2 separate regions of the Homo sapiens genome follow, and region 2 is linked to region 1. Evidence: chromatin loops called from intact Hi-C (ENCODE). Cell type or tissue: endothelial cell of umbilical vein. All regions are shown on one strand. Each heading gives the region's core, and the rest is flanking DNA. Links, peaks and the distances in the headings are about the cores only.

What was found. Hi-C counts contacts between places; a loop is a spot of excess contacts. Peaks named below come from ENCODE experiments on the same cell type or tissue, not always from the same donor. Only the 100,000 strongest peaks of a DNase experiment are listed, where the experiment ranks them.
Region 2: it touches region 1 in a loop (4-fold over the local background); 2 of 110 quality-filtered maps call a loop at or near these places.

What each region holds. Positions count from the first base shown.
Region 1 is chr10:17,834,243-17,845,187 of GRCh38, forward strand. MRC1 (mannose receptor C-type 1) reads left to right here. Exons shown (of 30, transcript NM_002438.4): 5 at 6,451-6,564. MIR511 (microRNA 511) reads left to right here and starts at 10,865; the gene lies at 10,865-10,945. In endothelial cell of umbilical vein, for the core only: no CTCF peak of the experiment used is centred there; a DNase peak (open chromatin) is centred at 2,919; H3K27ac peaks cover 896 bases.
Region 2 is chr10:17,762,364-17,773,720 of GRCh38, forward strand. It overlaps TMEM236 (transmembrane protein 236), which reads left to right. Exons shown (of 4, transcript NM_001098844.3): 2 at 8,946-9,018. Among named protein-coding and RNA genes, the nearest start is that of TMEM236, 16 kb to the left of the region's middle. In endothelial cell of umbilical vein, for the core only: no CTCF peak of the experiment used is centred there; a DNase peak (open chromatin) is centred at 6,828; H3K27ac peaks cover 1,472 bases.

The DNA of each region.
Region 1 (10,945 bases), core at 329-5,328:
AAGACTGCTACCACTGGCAGAGACAAGTCAGAGGCTGTTTTGAAACCCTGAAACCCTGAGTTCTTTTAGCCTCCTGTCCCTCGAACCCCCAGGCTCTACCAGTTTTCAGGTTTTATTGATACTCTTTCCACAATGTGTTTGGTTTTGATGTTGTTTTGTTTTGTGTTGTGTTGTTTTGTTTTGTTTTGAGACGGAGTTTCCCTCTTGTAGCCCAGACTGGAGTGCAATGACGCAATCTCAGCTCACTGTAACCTCCACCTCCCGGGTTCACATGATTCTCCTGCCTCAGCCTCCCACGTAGCTGGGATTACAGGTGCTTGCCACCATGCCCAGCTAATTTTTTGTATTTTTAGTAGAGACGGGGTTTCACTAGGTTGGACAGGCTGGTCATGAACTCCTGGCCTCAGGTGATCCACCTGCCTTGGCCTCCCAAAGTGCTGGGATTACAGGCGTGAGCCACCGTGCCTGGCCAATGTGTTTGTTTTTAAAATATCTGTTTTTATTAGATTGTGAAGACTAAAAGGGCTAAAGTTTGCTTGAGAAGAGAGTATCCGTTTTAGCTTCTAAAATATACACTTGGGGAAACAGAGAGATTAGGATCAGAAATTAGTGTGGGAGCAAAAGCATCCCCGATTTCTTGCCCCCAAAATCTCCTCCCTCCAGTTTTTCTGGACACGGCTATATTAATATTAGTCTGTCTCTGCTCCTATGACTGCCATGTTCAAAAAACCCCTTGTGGCTTCTCATTTCCCATCAAATAATTAACAAAATACATTTTGCCTGACATTCAAGATTGCCACCTGCTGAACATCTGTACTATTCCCGGTCTTGCATTTTGCGGTCACAACAAAAGAAAAGTCAGTCTTGGATTCCTTGTTTTTCCTCATCCATTCTCACCCTCACATCTTTTCCCATGTCATTTCTTTTGCCTGGAATTCTCACGATTGTGTACAGTTGAAATGCAATTCTATTTCCATCTGCATTTCTCTTATTTGCTTATTACCACTTTTATTAGTATAATAGCTACTTACACATATGTCCTGCTTCCTTGACAACACTATAAATACATTAATTTGTTATTATTTATTTACTTATTCATTCATTCCCAAGATATCTTGTACCCATGTGCCAGGCTTTGTGCTAGGTCCTGGGGACATCAAAGCTGACCCTGTCTTGTCCACATGCAGCTTAAAAGTCCAATGGGAAGAAACAGATGTAAACAAGAAAACAAACAAATGAATAGGTACCAATTATAATAAGTCCTGCATGGAAAGCAAACTGAAGGCCATGTGGAGATCGCGTCAGAGGGGGAAATAGCTGAAAACGGGGAATGTCTTGTGAATATTTATGACCCCTCTTCCCCCAAGGAGGTTCACACAGAGCCTTCCAAGGAAGGGTCTCACCAAACATTTGCTGACTGACATGTTAACATGCAACAAAATAAAAATACTTAGAAATTCAGTCTCCTGTTTGGAAAACTAGACAGTCATGGCAAGAAGACAGTAAATGCAGTGGTTCTTCTGTGTGAAGTGGCTTATTCATCACCTTGGAATTCTGTTAAAGTGATGATGCCTGGGCTGAGATCCCGAAGACTCTAGATCAGTAGGTGTGACACAGGGCACAAGAATCTGCCTTTTGTCAAACTCCTGGGTGATTCTGGGGCAGCTGGTTGAAAGACCATATCTGGCAAAACACTGTGTTAGTTCCTGCTGTATCCAGGTGCTAACACCAGGCAGCAGAGCAGAGAGGCTGAGAGCAAAGATTCTGCAGCCAGACTGCCTAGGTCCCAGCTCTGTGAAACTGGGGGAGCTTGTGGGGATTTGCTGAGGCACCTGTGCTTTGGTGACCTTGTCTGTTAAAAGAGCTAATGTGTGTGAGCCAATACAAGGGCAAGAGCACACTCCCTACCTTGCCTCATTTCTTAGCACCTACCTTTTTCCAGCTATTTTCAGATGACACCCGTCACCAACCAGAACACATCTCTCCTATAAGTTATTATTAAGGAGACCGAGGATAGAAAAGCAATATGATGTCACTGTGGATTCATAGTCTTAGAGATAGGGTTCTTCCTCTGTCTGCTCAATTATTCTGTTTTGCATTAGCCTTTGGGACCCTTCTAATAGTGGAACAGAAAGGATCAGAGTGATTCATATTTACAACCATGCACAAAAATAAGGAGGAAGAGGAGAAAGTACAGAATAGACAAAAGTAAATTTATGTAGATGATTAAGGAATAGAAAAGATGATTCGAGGCAGTCTTGTGGTTATTTGGGCAGACTTGCAGGCACGAGAGAAAATGTATCAGAGGTGGTCTGGGCACAGTGGCTCACCCTTGTATTCCCATCACTTTGGGAGGCCGAGGTGGGTGGATCACCTGAGGTCAGGAGTTTGAGACCTGCTTGGCCAACATGGTGAAATCCCATCTCTACTAAAAATACAAAAAATTAGCTGGGCACGGTGGCAGGCTCCTGTATTCCCAGCTACTCGGGAGGCTGAGGTAGGAGAATGGCTTGAACCTGGGAGGTGGAGGTTGCAGTGAGTCGAGATCGCACCATTGCACTCCAGCCTGGGCAACAAGAGTGAAACTCGTCTCAAAAATAAATAAATAAATAAAAATTTAAAAAAAAAGGAAAGAAAATATATCAGAGGTGCAGAGGTGAAATGGTTTCAGTTGATGTGTTTTTGGTTTTTGTGTTTGAATTTATTTGTGGGGTGTGTTATCTCTTGGAAGCCTGGGGACAGAGCACAGGTTACTTTGTGCGCTCTCCACCAGCTACAGAGAAGGAGCAAGTGATCTGAGCGGACAGCGGCTTTGCCCAAGCACAGACTCATTTCCTGGTTCCCGGACTCTGCTATCGGACTCGAGCTGCAGGAAATGCTTCCCTAATCAGCAAGGGCTTTTCTTGTGTCTATCAGGACAGCAAACAAGCCCCAGGAGATCCAGAGGCTGGGTTCACCTCAGATACTTACTTGAATCTTATCCAAGCCTCCGGAATTTCAGTCAGCAAATTTTCACTGGCATCTGGATAAGAATGGCATCTCTAACGAGATTTGTAGTACTTCCTGCCTTTCTTTAAGTAAAAAATGTCAGGCATTAGGACAAGAAAAACTCTGACAGGGAATTTAAAAAATAGGGGAAAGATATTCCCTCCCCACTGTTTATTTGAAAGAAAGGGATGATACTCAGTGTTGATTGAGATATATTGGGGAATAATCCAGAAAACAGTGGTGTGAGTGTGTAATTGCAATCCACTCTATTTTGGAAAATATGCCATTAAAATGAAAAAACAACCTACAAAATATTTACACTTTTAAAATAAGTTTTCTTTTATGTGAGGGTTTTGAAAAGTCTGTATCTTTTTATTTTATTTTATTTTATTTTATTTATTATTATTATTTTTTTTGAGACAAAGTCTCACTCTGTCGCCCGGGCTGGAGTGCAGTGGCACTAGGACTTAAGTGATTCTCGTGCCTCAGCCTCCTGAGTAGCTGGGGCTACAGGCATGTGCCACCAAGCCTGGCTAATTTTTTGTATTTTAGTAGACACAGGGTTTCACCATGTTGCCCAGGATGGTTTTGAACTCCTGAGCTCAGCTGATCTACCAGCCTCAGCCTACCAAAGTGCTGGGATTACAGGCGTGAGCCACCATGCTCGGCCAGTCAGTATCATTTTTTAAAAATGTAGAACCTGGTTTGATGACTCTAATTAAATTGTCTGCCAATTACTGAAGAGCTACTACATACTAGTTTCTGGGCTTTAGTTCTAAAGCCCACAGCAACCTCATGAATAAATATTATTAGCCCCACTGTATAGATGAGATAACAGACTAGGAGGGAGAAGTTAGGAAACTTGCTTAATGCCTCCTGTTTAGAAAACAGCTGAACTGGAATTCAGCCCTGTCTTCCATTTCACCCTGCCTGTGTCTCACGCACAGAACACCCGGGGATCCGCTGGTTCCCAAAGCACTGATGAGAACCCTTAATTTTGTCAACATTTCCTGGCTCCAGTAAATGTGTTCCAGATTGGTGGTGATCTGATTTCATATTATCTGCCAGGTGAAATGTTTCTGCCTGGCAACACGTTTGCACACTACCCACAGCTGTTTTATCGTCTTCCCTTCTGTTTCTACCCCGAAAAATGTTGGGACGCTCTATGGAGTCTCTGAGTCCTGAATCAGATTTGTGGCTCCGTATGTGCAGGATGAGGATTTACAGAACTGAAATAAGATATAGGAAGTGAAATTTGGCTTGTTTCCCCGATGGTTTTTACCAGTTTCCTTTGGTACTGCCTGAAAAACACATTGGACCTCAATTAAAAAAAAAAAAAGAAAGTAAAAAAAACAGTGTAATATTGGACATTTGTGTATCTTCTATTACATCTAAGTTCAAAAGTTGGTATATAACCATTTCAGACAATATATGCAGAAAAGTTACGCCTTGAGCATGTGAGGCTGGGCGCAGTGGCTCACGCCTGTAACCCCAGAGCCTTGGGAGGCTGAGGTGGGAGGATTGTTAGAGTTCAGGAGTTCGAGATCAGCCTGGGCACTACAGTAAGACCCCAACTGTACAAAAAAAATTTCTGGTTTGAGTTGGTGTCTGGAAACAAAACAAACAACAAAAATTTAGCATGTGGAATTGTTGCTTTGTGCAGCAATACTAAAATATTTTGGTCTGCTCTTTTATAAAATTACAAAAGCATATTAGAGAAAATTATTTGTGGACAACACCCATCTGCTTTAAGAGATATATTTTAACCCAAGATTTGAATTTTGCTTCTAAGTCACACCTTTGCCAACCTTAATATGAAGCTATTGATAATAATAATAATAATGGTAATAATAACAGTAGTAACTTATATTTATGGGGCATATACCATATGTCAGGCCTTGTTTTAAAAAGTATTAACTAATTCAGTTCTTCAAGACAAGTTTATAAGTACTTAGAGCTGGTAAAAGATGTCAAAAGGTAATTCTCTTAAAGAGCTATTATCATTTCTCATGATGCCAAACATAGTAATTTAGTTACGCAGTCTCAATATCTACTTCAGTTCTTCTTTAATCAGCGAATTATTTATAATTTTTAAAACTTAAATACACTTATTTTCGTAATTAAGTTTTTTAAAATCCCTGAGTAAATTGGTTTTGGGAATAGCTAGTATTAAAATGCTACTTTTAGGAGCATGTCCTGTAGAATACGTCTGTGCAAGTAGAAAGATAATTATATTTAAGTTAGTACAACTTTAAAGAATTTGTGAAAATTCTTTTAAAGAATTTTTTTGAAGGTTGTTGAGTACAGTGGTGTGTACCCTGTAGTCCCAGCTATTTAGGAGACTGAGGTAGGAGGAACGCTTGGACCCAGGAGTTGGAGAGCAACCTGAGCACCATAGTGAGACTCCATCTCTAAAAAATAAAAATAAATTTAAAAAATGTTTTTAAAAGCCAAAGGATAGTTTTTATTTTAATTAATTGCTTTTGATCAATTAAAATAACTCAGAACAGAGAATTCTCATTGATGGTTTCAAAAAAGATAGAGGTGGCAGGGTATGGTGGCTCACGCCTGTAATCCCAGCATATTGGGAGTCTGAGGTGGGCGGATCACCTGAGGTCAGGAGTTTGAGACCAGCCTGGCCAACATAGTGAAATGTCATCCCTCCTAAAAATACAAAAAAAAAAAATTAGCCAGGCGTGGTGGCGGTCACCTGTAATCCCAGCTACTCGAGAGGCTGAGGCAGGAGAATCGCTTGAACCCGAGAGGAGGAGGTTGCAGTGAGTGGAGATTGAGCCACTGAACTCCAGCCTGGGCGACAGTGCAAGACTCCAACTCAAAAAAAAAAAAAAAAAAGAGCGGTAATAATAGGTTAGAGTGTTTACCGCTGAAGAGCTGAGGTCCGTGTTGTTTCTGGTTTTATGACTTCCACATCAGTCCTAGAACAGAATTGGAAACATTGTATTTTTGATTTCTTCACTGCTTAAGCAAAGCATCCTTGGTGTTAGCATAAGCACTTAGTGATTAGTATTTAATCATCATGTTAACGAAGAAGAGAAATTGACTTTAAAAAATGATAAAATAAAATTCTTAGAATAAGGTTTGAAATATGCAGTGGAGGTAACACCTATTCATATTCACACAAGAAGACTTTACACTATCCTTGAGAAAGTAGATAATAGTCAAGATGATGGGGTTTGAAGCCTCATTAGATCTGGGTTGGAACTTTAAAAATCTTACCAGATTACCTATGCTGCCTCTGCCTCCGTTTCCCCACCTATCAGTGAAGGTAATAATTTTACTTGCCTTAGGTTGTCAGGAGAATCAAAGGAGACATGGTAGGCATGATTATTGTTACTTCCCTCAGTGACATTTTGATTCAAGCACTTAGTTCTGAATTTAATTTCAACTGTTTTCTGAATGCCAAGTTCTTGTTTGTTTGTTTTGCTTTCTTTAAAAATATAGGATTAACCAGTTCCTTGACCTCAGGACTCTGGATTGGACTTAACAGTCTGAGCTTCAACAGCGGTTGGCAGTGGAGTGACCGCAGTCCTTTCCGATATTTGAACTGGTTACCAGGTAGGGTTAAGCCTGTTTGTGTCGAATTAATCCAAATTTAAGTCATCTAGACGCCCCGAAGACGTTTATTATCTCACCTGTTGATCTCAAAGAGAAGAATTGGGAGACTTCATCAAATACAGTTCATTTCACCTTGTTTTGAAATCTATGCTAGATTTCCATTTACTGAATTGTAAGGTTATACCAGCTTCCTGGGATAGGGATTTGTCTGCCAGGATTCTCACACAAAACAATAAAGGTCTCTGTTTAAAGTTTCAGTTCTCAGAGTATCCCTGATGTGTTGGGTACTATATTCAAAAGCAGATGTTGTGGCTACTCTTAAACATGATTTACTAAATATGCTACTTGCATTGTTACTATATACTTGCTGTTGCATTGACTTTGTCAACATCCTTGAGAGGATTAGCCAACATCTCTTTGTAAAGTTTGACAAGTGGATTGAAATTATTTTGGGTTGGAGAGATTTTTTATGACTGTACCTTGAGTCATGAGGTATTTGCAATATTGCTGTCCTTGTGACAGTGATTTTAACATCTACATTAACACCCACTTTTCCTGTTTTTGATTTAATAACATCGGCTTAAAAATACTATCTCAGTTACAGCTTATGATATTCCATACTAGCATAAAAATTCATTAGAGGTTTCTCAACAGTAGTTTATAGAAAAACAGAGTTGGGGATGATAAAACCTACAACAGCTTTCTAATTTTTTTAGAGGATAGAAAATGCTGTGAACTAATTATTTCTACATTGTCATAACATGAAAGTAACAGAATATAAAATAAGTTTACATATTGAGCAACTATTTAGAGAAAACAAAAAAATGATATAAAGTTTTTCTTATTCACCAGTACCAACTGGCGTTAGTAGCCACTTGAGGCCTTCTATTGGGTATAAATTCAATCCCCACCCCTCAATCCCACCCCAGTGCCATTTTTTTTTTTTTTTTTTAGGAAAGAGTGCAATTAATGATTAGTGACGTCTGCCGTGGGTGTGGGAAAGGAGAGAAGTATCATATTGGTCACATCTTATCAAATCTCCTATGGGCCATACCATTATAATACGGTGTTCTTCAGACAGTCAGACTTCTCTTTTAAAGCCATTGAGTGGTTTTCGCATTTGGCTTAGAAAACTAAACTCTCCATTTTTGTTTGTTTGTTTGTTTTTGTTTTTGAGACAGGGTCTCACTCTGTTGCCCAGGCTGGAGTGCAGTGGCGCAGTCTCAGCTCACTGCAACCTCAGCCTTCCTGGCTCAAGTCATTCTTGTGCCTCAGCCTCCTAAGAGGCTGGGATTACAAGCATGCACCACCATGCCTGGCTAATTTTTTAATTTTTTGTAGTGATGGGATTTCCCCACATTGGCCAGGCCAGTCTCGAACTTCTGAACTCAAGTGATGTGGCCTGCCTCAACCTCCCAGAGTGCTGGGATTACAGGCGTGAGCCACTGCGCCTGGCGAAAATCTCCATTTTCTATATTGGTTTATTGTATTAAAAGAAGAAAAACTTCAATAAAATAATATTTCAAATAGATGCTAAAACACGAGAAAATTTTTAGAGAATATATTTTGGCTTAAATAAATTAGATTTTACTCTGAAATTCCAGTTTCAAAGCGTTACTTCAACATATGATGGTTACAGTGCTGTCACTCAAGTCTTGAGCCAATAATCAGTTCTATTTTTTTCTGGAACATGGAAGGTAAAAATTTCTGGAATATGGGAAGACTTACTGCAAGGGAATACATATAAAATATCCTTTTTTGTGCGTGAAAATTTAGGTGTCTGTCTACCTATTCAGCCAGATGCAATTAGAGAATACTAGTTGGCCTCAATCAGATTATTAGACAATAAAACTTATTAGGGGACTAGAATTTATTCTTCTTTGTGTTGCTAAATTTTTATACATATTAGGCAGTCATTTAATTTATTCACTTGGGGGTGATGATTATATTTAACCGCTTGCATCCTACGAGTTCAGGGAGAAAACTTCCGGGTTAACTTTGGGTGGAGTAAAGAATGAAAGTGGAATATGATTAAGAAAGGGAAGCAAATGCTTTCTAAAATTAAACTTCAATTCCTAAGAAGTAGGTGCAAGATTAAATCACCTTGCGAAATAGTATGAGAGTTTCTTCCAACTAAAATTAGAGATCTTGTGGAAATTAAAAATCGGTTTCATATTTGTTCAGTCAAGCATTCAATTGAATAATTACCAAGTAATGAAAATATTAAAATATATTCACTTTTGAAGTGAGGATGTTTTGCATAAATGATGTACAAGTGTGAATTCAAATATATAATAACTATGGTAAACATCAAAACCACTAGTTGATGTCTCAAAGTTGAGAGAGGTATTGTATTGATAAATAAATGTGTAATATGATTTACTAATTAGCACATCAATTAATAACTTAGAGCTAGAAATGTATTTGTTTGAAAGTTTCTTTTTAGTGCTGATACCTTATCTGTTAGTTCAGTTATCCTGTTATTTTAGTTACAGTATCAGCAAATGTTTAAGATACCTTTATGCTTATTACTAACTTTATGATAACTTTATGCTTATTACTAACTTTAAGATAACTTTGGCCAGGTGCAGTGGCTCACGCCTGTAATACCAGCACTTTGGGAGGCTGAGGCGGGTGGATCCCGAGGTCAGGAGTTCAAGACCAGCCTGGTCAAGATGGTGAAACCCCGTCTATACTAAAAATACAAAAATTAGCTGGGCATGGTGTGGGCACTTGTAGTCCCAGCTACTCAGGAGGCTGAGGCAGAGAATTGCTTGAACCCAGGAGGTGGAGGTTGCAGTGAGCTGAGATCACGCCACTGGACTCTAGCCTGAGTGACAGAGCAAAACTCCATCTCAAAAAGAAAAAAAAAAGATAACTTAATGCTTATTACTAACCATTATTTTCTTTGTGTGGTAGTTAAATAAACTTTAAAAAAATCATTTAATTACCACACAAAGAATACCACCAAAACTTTAAAAAGGTTATTTAGGTTATTACCTGCTCCAGACTTTGTGGAGCAGGTAATATGATTTCCGTCTTGCAGGAAAGGAAGTGACATTCAGGCACAGGTTACATACACATTGGAGGTCACAAAGCATAGGTATTAACAGAATGTGGCTCATTCACCCTGTCTTCAGGTGGAAGGTGAAGCTAGTTTGGGGAGTACTGGTTTTTAAATCATATATTAGAGTAGCAAAACGCATGTGAAATGTATCAATGCCTACATTCATCCCTTTAGCAACGTTGACTTTATCTGGTTCTTTAATCAGTTTCCACTAAGAAATGGATAAGGCATAGCTGCTGAAAGTCTTCTTCAGTAGGCTGAGTTGAAGATATTGAGACAGTTTTAGTTCTGGGAGCACAGCATGCTGCCCATCTAGCTCTCCCATTAGCTTTTTCTCCTCCATTTATTTTTATTTTTATTTTTGAGACAGAGTCTCACTCTGTCACCCCGGCTGGAGTGCAGTGGTGTGATCTCCACTCACTGCAACCTCTGCCTCCCAGGTTCAAGCAATTCTCCTGCCTCAGCCTCCCAAGTAGCTGGGATTACAGGTGCCCGCCAGCTCCCCGGCCGATTTTTTTGTATTTTTAGTAGAAATGGGGTTTCATTATGTTGGCCAGGCTGATCTCGAATTCCTGACCTCAGTTGATCCATCCGCCTCAGCCTCCCAAAGTGCTGGGATTACAGGCGTGAGCCACCGTGCCCTGCCCTAATAATGTTTAGTGTGGCAGGTTTGGAACATCATGTATTCTTTCTTTTTAATAAATTCTACTTGTAGATTCAGAGATACATGTACACGGTTGTTACATACCTAGGTAAATTGCATGTTGCTGAGGTTTGGGATATAAATGATCCATCCCATCAACCAGGCAGTGAGCATAGAACCCAGTAGCTAGTTTTCCAAACTTTGTTACCCTCCATTCCTCCCCCATCTCATAGTCCCCAGTTTCTGTTGTTGCCATCTTTGTGTCCATGAGTACTCGGTATTTAGCTCCCACTTAGAAGTGAGAACATGGCTATTTGGCTTTCTGTTCTGCATTAATTCGCTTAGGATAATGGCCTCTAGTTGCATCCATGTTGCTGCAAAGGACATGATGATTTCATTTTTTTTTATGGCGGCATAATCATGCATTCTTTTCATTAGGTACCTCTCTTTGATAATGTAATCCGTTGTGACAACTGTTCAAGTTTTAAGGTGTAGCTTTATTAGCTGATAATGGGGGAAAGGGTTGTTTCAAAGAAGTATATTTGCTTTATCAACATTCTAAGTATTGGAATGATCCAACGATAAGAAAACAATAGACACCCATCGTGTCTTTTGCTCTGCAGTCAGTAAATATTTTTTTGTGAATGTGTAGCAAAAGACAGAATGGTGGT
Region 2 (11,357 bases), core at 4,231-9,230, 68 kb before region 1:
AGTGACACCCTGATGTCCTCTTGATGTGGCTACTGACTTCGTGTATTGATATAATGCAATTGGCTTCCACTGCAATGATGTCACCTATTTCATAACAGAGTGTATGATTGACTAAACCTAGTTTTACTAGAAATCCTCTGGGTTAATAGTGATCCATGAGTCTGCTCTATGGGTTTGTTTAAATAGGTATATATTTACCTATCTGAATTTCATATATATATATATATATATATATATATATATATATATATATATACACACATACATATATATATATATTTAGGTTTTATTATATATAAATATATATATTTAGGTTTTTGTCGAGACAGGGTCTTGCTCTGTCACCCGGGTTGGAGTGCAGTGGCATGATCATAGCTCACTCCAGCCTCAACTTCCCAGGCTCAAGTGATCCTCCCTGAGTAGCTGGGCTACAGGTGTGCACTATGACACCTGACTAATTTTTAAATTTCCTGTAGAGACAGGATTTGCTAGGTTGCCCGGCTGGTCTCGAACTCCTGAACTCAGGCAATCCATCTGCCTCGGCCTCCCAAAGTGCTTGGATTATAGACATGAGCCACCATGCCCAGCCTCCCTACACGAATTCTTCATGTTAGCCAGCATTATTTCCAGGCTACTGCAGGTACAAGCCTTTGTGCTCAGGTACTGCCTCCATCCTCAGGGACTCTGTAGTCCACTGTGGAGTCTGGATAGTTGCATATGAAGAAACTAGAAAATGATATAAACCAATTTATAACAAACCACCAAATTTTATGTGACCCACCACTAGTCCTTTAATATCCCAGAGAAGAGCATCATCAAAACTTAGTGCTTACTGGGCACAGACTTGGTAGGCTGAGGCAAGAAGATTGCTTGAGAGCAGGAGTTTGAGACCACCCTGGGCAACACAGCGAGACCCTGTCTCTACAGGACGTTAAAAAAAAAGTTACCTGGGCATGGTGGTGCATGACTGTAGTCTCTGTTACTTGGGAGGCTGAGGTGGGAGGATCACTTGAGGCCAGGAGTTTGAAACCAGCTTCAGCAACATAGCAAGACCCTGTCTTTCTATTAAAAAAAGAAAAGAAAACCCTCAATGCTGACAGTAAGGGAGATGTCCTATTTGATTCATCCTTCCTACCCATCCCTTTCTACCCTGCCCCATCAGCCCACTACAGTGCCTTGAAGTCAGCAGCTTTTTAGCACATGTGGTTTATGGACTCAGGCTTATTAGAAAAACACTGTGCTTTGGAGTAATCAGAGAAAGTCTCATAAGGAAATCTTGATTTTCACTGAGCTTGGAAAGATGGGTGTGGGAGGGCATCCAGAGGAGGAGGATGAGTATGAGGAATGAGTTGATATAGTGAATTATTTAAGAGGTGGGAAAAGACCTACTTGCTTAGAAAGGAGCAGGTGGTGAGAAATGGGTTGGCAGCATCGCAGAGTGGTTAGGGGCGTGAGTTTTGGAGTCCTCAAGACCTGGATTAGAATTCATCTTTCACTTCCCAGCCACAGGATCTTGGGCAAATTAATTCAGCCTTCAACCTCAGTTTCATCACCTGTAAAAAAAGGGTTGATACCTCACTCAGAGGGTTGTTGTGGGGTTGTCGTATGTAAAATTATTTCCTGTAGCGCTTAGCCTGTGGCATGATATGAACTCATTGAGTTGTCGTAAAGAGCTGAGTGTTAATATATGTTGGAATGTTAATACTAGATTTTGGAGAGCCTTGAAAGATGGGCAGGGAAACGTTAACTTCATGAGTTAGGTAAAAAGTTTTATGTTTCTGAGCAGAGTGTCATCTCCCAAGTTCTCATCTGATCCTTTCCACCCACCATGCTTCCTCTATGAGAAATCTCAGGGCCAGAATCCTTGCTGCACAAACAGGAATTTGTAACCCAATGTGGCTGAGCTTACTGAGTTCATCGTTAATAGGTCCCATTCCTAGGAGGGTCCCTCTCATTGCCAGTTTATTATGATGCACACAGAGATCTATCGGCAGTACCCTAACTCAGTCTTTCATGTGGAAATTACACCATGCCCACGTATCCTTTTCTTTAGCCAATCCTACTGTGGTCGCAAACTTGCATTCTTTGCAGCATGAATAGTCTTTCAAAGAAGTGTCTGTTGTATTTCCAACCTAAATTCTGTTATTTGTAGTACTTCCTAGGACTGCTATAACAAAGTATCACAAACTTGGTGGCTTAAACAACAGAAATTTGTTTCAAATTCTGAAATACCTGAAAGTTCTGGAGGTGAGAAGTCTAAGATCAAGCTGACGGCAAGGTTGGTTCCTTGTGAGAGATGTAAGTAAGGAAGGCTCTGTGCCTCTCTCCTGGCTGTTGGTGGTTGCTGGCAATCTTTGGTGTTCCTTGACCTGTAGATGCATCACTCTGATCTGTGCCTTCATCTTCACATGGCATTCTTCCTATGTGTCCTCGCTTAGTCTTCCCCACCTGCATGTCTGTTTTCAGATTTTCCCTTTTTTTTTTTTTGAGACGGGGTCTCATTCTGTCTCCCAGGCTGGAGTGCAGTGGTGCGATCTTGGCTCACCTCAACCTCTGCCTCCCAGATTCAAGCCTCAGCCTCCCGGGTAGCTGGGACTACAGGCGCGCACTACCATGCCAAGCTAATTTTTGTATTTTTAGTAGAGATGGGATTTTACCATGTTGGCAAGGATGGTCTTGATCTCTGGACCTTGTGATCTGCCCACCTCAGTCTCCCAAAGTGCTGGAATTACAGGCACGAGCCACCACGCCCAGCCCCAGATTTTCCCTTTTTAAAAGGACACCAGTCATATTGGATCAGAGTCTCCCCTTACACCCTGTTTTCACTTGATGACCTCCATAAAGACCTATTTACAAATAAGGTCACATTCGGAGGTACTGGGGGCTGGGACTTACACATGTCTGTTTTGGGGTATATAATTCAACCCATAGGATTTCACTCTCTGACCCTCCCAAAATTCATGTTCTTTTGGTGTGCAAAATAGACTCATTCATCTCAACACCTCCAAAAGTCCTAATCATCCCAGCATCAACTCTAAGTCCCAAATCTCAACTACACATCATCAACTCAAAATCCCAAAACTTTCCCTCAAAATCATCCAAACAAGGTATAGGCAAGACTTGGGATATGATTCCTCCTGGGTCAGAGTTTCTTTCCATCTGCAAACCTGTGAAGCTGGACAAAAAGTTACTTGCTTCCCACATACAATGGTGGAGCAGGATAGACATTACCATTCTGAAAGGGAGAAATTGGAAGGGGAACAGGAGTCGTGGGTCCCATGCAAGTTCAAAAGCTAGGAAGGAAAATCCCGTTAGCTTTTAAGGTTTAAAAATAATCCTCTGTGTCTTGATGCTGATTCCTGAGCCCATCATCCAGGCCTATGACTGTAGTGGCCCCAACCCCTCAGCCTTGCATGGTCATAGCTCTGCCCTGTGGTTTTAAGTTGGGCGCCTCTGGGCTTGTGGTTGCAGCACCAGTCTCCCTGGCTTTGGAACCACTGTCAAAGTCATTTTTCCCTTTTCTGAAAGATAACACATTTGCAGCCAAATAGCTCCATCAACCCATTTTCTCCCTGGAGTCCTAGAAGTCCAACAGCATTCCTTCATTTCATCTTACCTCTGCAACCTTCAGTCCAAGACAGCAGTATTTCTGCTGAGATGGTTGACTGGATTCACAAACCACAGCCTTGGTGTTCTCTTCTGAGCATAGTTTCTTATCATTTGCAATATGGATAGCCTGAGAATTTGTCAAATCTTCAAGTTCTAGTTCCTTTTTGCTTAAAAATTCCTTTTTCAACTTATCTCTCTTTCTTCATTCACATTTTATTGTAAACAGCAGGGAGGAAACAGGCTGTGCCTTCAACACTTTGCTTAGAAACATCCTCGGTTAAATATCTCAGTTCATTACTTACAAGTTCTACTTTCTATCCAACAGAGCACGGTACAGCCAAATTTTCTGCCATTTCATAGAAAGGATCACCCTTCCTCCAGTTTCCTATAATATGTTCCTCATTTCCATCTTAAACCTCACCAGAAGCACCTTAGCATTCATATTTCTAGCAATACTCTGTTCATGACAATGTATCTACTCTCTAAGATGCTAACAGCTTTCTCTATATCCCTCCTCTTTTCTTTCTGAGCCCTCACTAGAATCTCCTTTAACACCTGTGTTTCTACCAACAGTCTCTTCAAGGCAATCTAGGCTTTTTCTATTGTGCTTCTCACAACTCTCCCAGTCTCTACTCATTCCTCAACTCCAAAGCCACTTCTACATCTTTAGGTGTTACAGCAGCATTCCACATTGCAGTCGCAAAATTGGCGTTAAGTTTCCTAGAAATGCGACAACAAAGTACCTGGATGGCTTGAGCAACAGAAATTTATTGCCTCAAAATTCCAGAGCTGAAAACACTGAGATCAAGATATTGGTAGGATTGCTTCCTTCCGAGGGATATGAGAGAGAATTTGTTCCATGTCTTTCTCCTTGCTTCTGTTGTTTTTTTTTGGCAATCTTTGATGTTTCTTGGCTTGTAAATGCATCACTGTGATTTCTGCCTTCATCATCACATGATATGCTTCCTGAGTTTCTTCACAGTCTTCCCTCTGTGCAACTCTGTCACCAAATTTCCCCAATTTTATAAAAACACCAGTCATATTGGATTAGGACCCACCTTAATGATCTTATTTAACTTGATTATCTCTGTAAAGATCTTATTTCCAAATAAGATCACATTCTGAAGTACTGGGGTTTGGGATTTCAACATATCTTTTTGGGGAGACACCATTTGACCCATAATACTCAACAAATTATAAGCATATCCAGCCGGGCATGGTGGCTCACGCCTGTAATCCCAGCACTTTGGGAGGCCGAGGTGGGTGGATCTCGAGGTCAGGAGTTCCAGACCAGCCTGACCAAGATGGTGAAACCCCGTCTCTACTAAAAATACAAAAATTAGCCAGGCGTGGTGGCATGTGCCTGTGATCCCAGCTACTCAGGAGGCCGAGGCAGGAGAATCACTTGAACCTGGGAGGCAGAGGTTGCAGTGAGCTGAGATCAGCCATTGCACTCCAGCCTGGGTGATAGAGTAAGACTCCATCTCAAAAAATATATATATATAAGCATATACGAGCAGTAAGTCAAGATTTTCAAACACAGATTAACATAACTTCTGGTTAAATAAAACATAGACTTGGGTTGTATTTATTTATTAATGAGTCCCTTCATTTAGTATTTATTGAATTCCTACTATGTGTTGGACATTCTCTAGCATCATGAAGTTCTTGAACTTGGATGAGAAACAATTTACATTGTTTCTTTCATTAACCTCTAATTGAAAGCTACCAGTCTTTTCTGATGTGGATGTTGGTAACAAACCACAGTAATATTAGCAGGACCTGTAACTTTATTACATAGAGCTTTTCAGACCATGTATCACAGATCTTTTCATATGTCACAACGGTTGTAGGAGAGACTTCAGTATATGGTTTATGATCTTCACTATCTTGAAATTATGAGTGATTACAATTTTTACTAGATCTTAAGTACTCCCCATCTTTTTTTTTTTTTTGAGACAGTGTCTCGCTCTGTCACCCAGGCTGGAGTGCAGTGGCGTGATCTTGGCTTGCTGCAACCTCTGCCTCCTGGGGTTCAAGAGATTCTCCTGCCTCAGCCTCCCAAGTAGCTGCGACTACAGGTACACACCACCACACCTCGCTAATTTTTGTGGTTTTTTTTTTTTTTTTTTTTTTGTAGAGACGAGGATTTGCTGTGTTGCCCAGGTTGGTCTCAAACTCCTGGGCTCGAGTGATCCACCCACCTTGGCCTCCCAAAGTGCTGGAATTACAGGCATGAGCCACCAGGCCTGGCCTGCTTCAAAGAAAATAAAAAAAAGACAATGTGTTCATAGATAGGCACATATATTGTTATGAGGTTAATGAAAGAAATGATTAAATTGTTTCTCATCCAAGTTTAAACTTTAAAAAGAATTTGGATTACTACATAATTCTTTAAAAAAGAACCATAAACTGTATACAATTTTTTTAAAAAAGACTTTAGGTAATTTTTAAAATTTGGATAATTTCAATATAATTGATTTATTTTCTAAAAATCTGTATATTTTATTTTACTCATTTAAAAATGTTGTCCTGAGAAGGTTTCATAGGATTCACTAGATTCTCCGAAGTTTCATCGCACAAAAATGATTCAGAAACATTATTCTAGTTGCTGGAAATAAAGTAGCAAACAAGTCAGATACGGTCCGGGCTTCCACAGAACTTACCTCGGGGGATGAGGAAAGAGGAAGATGACAAACAATAAACAAAGAATCAGCAGATTTCTAGGTAGTCATAGGGCTATGTATACAACTCATGTGTGTGTGTGTGTGTGTGTGTGTGTGTGTGTGCCTGTATGTGTTTCCTATACTATATATGAGAGTAGGAGCAATAAGAGAGAAACCATATCATGTACAGCATGTAGACTAGGGTAATAAGTTTCAGTTTTCTTCTAATTACATTGTGTGTTCATCAAAGATTTTTTTAAATTGTGATAAAATACATATAATGTGAAATTTACCATCTTAATCATTTTAAGGGTACAGTTCGGTGGCATTAAGTACATTTACATTGTTGTGTGACTGTTGCCACCATCCATCCACAAAACTCTTTCATCTTGCAGGACTAAAGCTTTATACCCATTAACCAATAACCCCTTCCTTTCCCCAACATTGGAGCAGTGACAAGACGTGTTTTACATTTTAAAAGCATGACTTCATTTAAAAAACGTGAAGACAATGTTGCTAGGCAAGAATAGAACCACCAACAGGAAACCAGTTAGGAAATACGGCAGATGAGAGGTGACAGTGGATGAACTATGGTGTTGGCAGAAAAGGAGTTTGAAGTGGACTTTGGCAGTAAATCAGACAGGATTAGATGATGGGCTGGAACAAGTATGGAGGAGGACTTGGGTTCTGTTTCGGACATGGTAAGTCTGAGTTGTGTCTTTGCCATCCAAGTGGAAGTGCCTAACAGTTGGGTAGACAAGTCAGAGTTCAGGAAAAACACCAGAATATATTGTGGAGTCCTGGGCAAATGAGTGGTATTTGAAGCAATGGGAACGGATGAGATAATCCAGGAAGATAATATAGATAAAGAACAAGCCCGGGAATAATCTCTGGGGCATTGTCATCGTTTAGAGGTCAGGTTGAGAAGAAGAGAACTTTATGAGTGGCTTGTCCAATCTTACTTAGAGAACTTAGTGTTGTAGGAACTTGGATCTTGGCTCAGACAAACAGACAAAGCTACCAGTTGAAAATTCCATCAGGCTGGTCTTAGCCAGGTTATACTGGGTCTGGCCATGAGAGAGGGGTAATCTCATCTTCTAATTTATATTTACACCTAGGACATCTAAGATGGTGCTGGGATGGGGGAGGCAAGACAGCGCCAAAGAGAAATTGTTCTCTATTATTTTATTCTTTATAATTTCAACTTGTATTTTAGATTCAGGAGGTACATGTGCATGTTCGTTACACTGGTATGTTGCATGATGCTGTGGTCTGGGGTGTGACTGATCCTGCCACCCAGTTAGTGAGAATAGTACCCAAAAGGTAATTTTTCAACCCTTGACCCCTTTCCACCCTCCCCTCTGTAATGGTCCCCAGTGTCTATTCCCACCTTTATGTCCATGAGTACCCAACGTTTAGCTCCCACTTATAAGTGAGAACATACAGTATTTGGTTTTCTGTTCCTGAGTTAATTCGTTTAGGATAGTGGCCTCCAGCTACAGCCATGTTGCTGCGAAGGACATGATTTCATTCTTTTTTATGACTGTGGAGAAATTAATAATTTGAAAGCATTCAACACTGCTTGTACATAGAAAACATTATATAAATGGAATTAACATAATATATATTAACGAATCAAAGAGGAGGTAAATATTTCATTGTAGAAAACCTTTGAGCAGGTATCTTTTCTTGTCCCATAAATTAAGGATGCTAAACATACATTTAAATTTTCTATTTTTTTAATTAATTAATTTATTTATTTTGAGACAGAGTCTCGCTCTGTCGCCCAGGCTGGAGTGCAGTGGCACAGTCTTGGCTCACTGCAAGCTCTGCCTCCCGGGTTCACGCCGTTCTCCTGCCTCAGCCTCCTGAGTAGCTGGGACTACAGGTGCTCGCCACCACGCCCGGCTAATATTTTGTATTTTTAGTAGAGACAGGGTTTCACCATGTTAGCCAGGATGGTCTCGATCTCCTGACCTCGTGATCCACCTGCCTTGGCCTCCCAAAATGCTGGGATTACAGGCGTGAGCCACCGTGCCCGGCCACATTTAAATTTTCTGTGTCATAAGATATACTATTTTCTACATATTATATCTCAATAGCTATTTGATTGGTTGATCATGCAAGGTTTAAGAAGTGGTCCAAAAACAAGTTTGAAAAATTATGTCATTTTTATGTGTGTATGGTTTTTTTTGGTTCTAGTAAAAAAATGTAAATGTTTTTAAGTGATCTTTAAATATTTAATAGTTTATCATCTCTAAATGTACTTTTTGAAATATAAATTTTACAACATGGGATATAATATAACTTGAAAGTCATGCTGTTCATTTATTCAGTTGGTCACTACAGCCTGACCTCTTGGGCAGGATTTTAATTAATGAATTATGAACATGTTGAATGTCATTTGACTTGCGATTTGATGCTTTTAATAGTTTGTGGTTTGCTAATTATTTGGAAATCTCTCACCCCTTTGTTCTAGAAGAAGCATTCTGGTTTCTGCGCGTGTTCCTCTTTGCCATATGCAAACATTTGGGAAATGGAAATAGGGAAGCAGCAGCTTCTTAGAAAAACTATAGATGAATGGAACAGGAACTGCAAAATTAGCAAAATGTAAGAGGAACTGTCGATCTTGTCCATGATTGCTTTGGCTTATTTTTTCTCCTTTGCTAGGAGACCTGTTCTGATGATGTGTGTGGTCCTCACCACACTGCCCTGCCTCACCTTTTCCATAGCAGTGACTGAGGTATGGAATTTTTGATTTCTTCTGCTACAAGATTATGAGATTTTATAATTTCTTGTTATTGGAATTTGATAGAGCAGCGTGCTCAACAAATTTCTTGACATCTATGTAATCCAATCTTCTTCCAGGTTGCAATATATGTTATTTAAAGTACTGAGATCATTGTTACCTCTGTGATTGTGAAGGAAAGTCTAGTAGCCAATTTTTAAAAATTAATTTTGTGTTTGTGTGTGAGACAGTAATGATATTTGAACGTTTAAAAAGTGAAAAATGTGAAAGTTGATCTATATTTGTTTCTTCTACCAACCTGATGTTTTTCATGATTGTCCTCAATTGTAAATGAATACAACAAGATCTAAGGGAAGGACCACTTACATTTTAATACCTTTGATAAGATGTCCATTGATAATAATTTGCATGTGTTATTTATTTGAAAATAATACTGAGTTTATGTTTTGACTAAATATAGCTTCAAAAGATCTTGGATAGAAACCAGCAGGGCAGGAATATCTTAGGCAGAACTTTCAGGCTTGTAAGTACTTCATTATCCAAGAAGGTCAGAGAAGAATGCCCCACTAATCTTATTGATTTGCAAGGTGCTGTGGAAGATAACTTTTATTTTCCCAAAGCATACTTAATTTACTAAATTACTTAATTTACCTTGTGATATTTCACTTGTATGTGAAGCAAATATTCATTAAGTATATATTACAGGCCAGGCACTGTTAGGTACAGGGCATAGGGGACCCAGGAAATATGGCCGAGTCTCTCATATAATTTTCTGACATTAGAGAGAAAAATAAACAGGCAATTAGAACAAGTATCACAAGTGTTGTGAGACAGGGCAGTACCGAGTAATGTATGACATTAGAAATTACATGGTTGTTAGAATGCATTGTAGGTGCTGCTAGAATACATCATAGATGCTAAATTAGGACAATGTATGAAGGCATAGAATAATTTTGGGAGGTTACTCACATGTGCTTTGCTTCCAGTGAACTGCAACAGGGAATATTTCAATCTAGATCTGTCTTTTCCCCTCTCAAAGACCTTGTAAATCATTTGGAAGGTTCTCAAAAGCTGTAAAAATTTAGTTTACAACCTTTTAAGAAACATCACTGCGGTAAACTGATGGCATATCTGGAGCTCGATAGCCCTTTTTGGCTCTTTTTTATGATGTCTCTTCCATTGTTACATCTTTTTCTTTCCTTTCCTTTTTTTCTTACTTAATTTTCACCGAAGTATAACACATAAACAGAAAAGTGCACGAAACATACAAGTACAGTAACAATGGAATACCACAAAGCAACCCCCTGGGTAAGCATCGCTCAAGTCAAGGTCAAGAAGGAAACTTTGGCCGGCTCCATGCCCACACTCCTTTATTTTTATTTATTATTTTATTTTATTTTTGTATCAGAAACCCATTGCTTGCTCACTCTTTTTTTATGCTCCTTTCAATGACTCCCTTTCCCTCCTTTCCAGAAGTCACTTCTAACTTGACTTCTGATACTGCAGGCTAGTTTGTCTGTTTTTGAAATTTTTCCAAGGAGAAATCAAATGATGTCTGGCTTCTTTTATTTAAAATATGGTTGTGAGGGTCATTCCTGTTTCTGTAAATACCTGAAGCTCATTCGTTTTCAGCTGTAGAGTATTACATTTTATGAAAAGATCATAATTTACTTATCTGTTCTACTCTTGGTCGCCATCTTGGTTGTTTCCAGTTTTGGCAATTACAGAGAATGCGGCAGTGAACATCTGTGAATATGTCTTTTGGTGTGCATGAGCAAGCATTTCTGTTGGTTATGTATGCAGGAGCAGAACTGATGGATCATGAGATATTGAAATGTTAAATTGTGAGAGATAAGGTCAAACAGCTTTTCAAACAGATTGTACTGATTTCTATAGCATCTCTATAGAACTCACCAGCAGAGAAGGAGCATTCACCAGCGCTTGCGTTGTTTCTTATTTTTTTGGAGACAGAGTCTTTCTCTGTTGCCCAGGCTGGAGTGCAGTGGTGCGTGTGATCTTGGCTCACTGCAAGCTCCGCCTCCCAGGTTCAGGCGATTCTCCTGCCTCAGGCTCCCCATCAGCTGGGATTACAGGTGCCCACCACCACTATGGGCTAATTTTTGTATTTTTAGTACAGACGGGGTTTCACTGTGTTGGCCAGGCTGGTCTCGAACTCCTGACCTCAGGTGATCCACCCGCCTCGGCCTCCCAAAATGCTGAGATTACAGGTGTGAGGCACCCCTCCAGGCATCATTGTGTCTTTTTATTTCAGCTCTTCTGGTGGGTACGATCCTGAATCTCACTGTACTTTTAAATTACATTTCTCCAGTAAT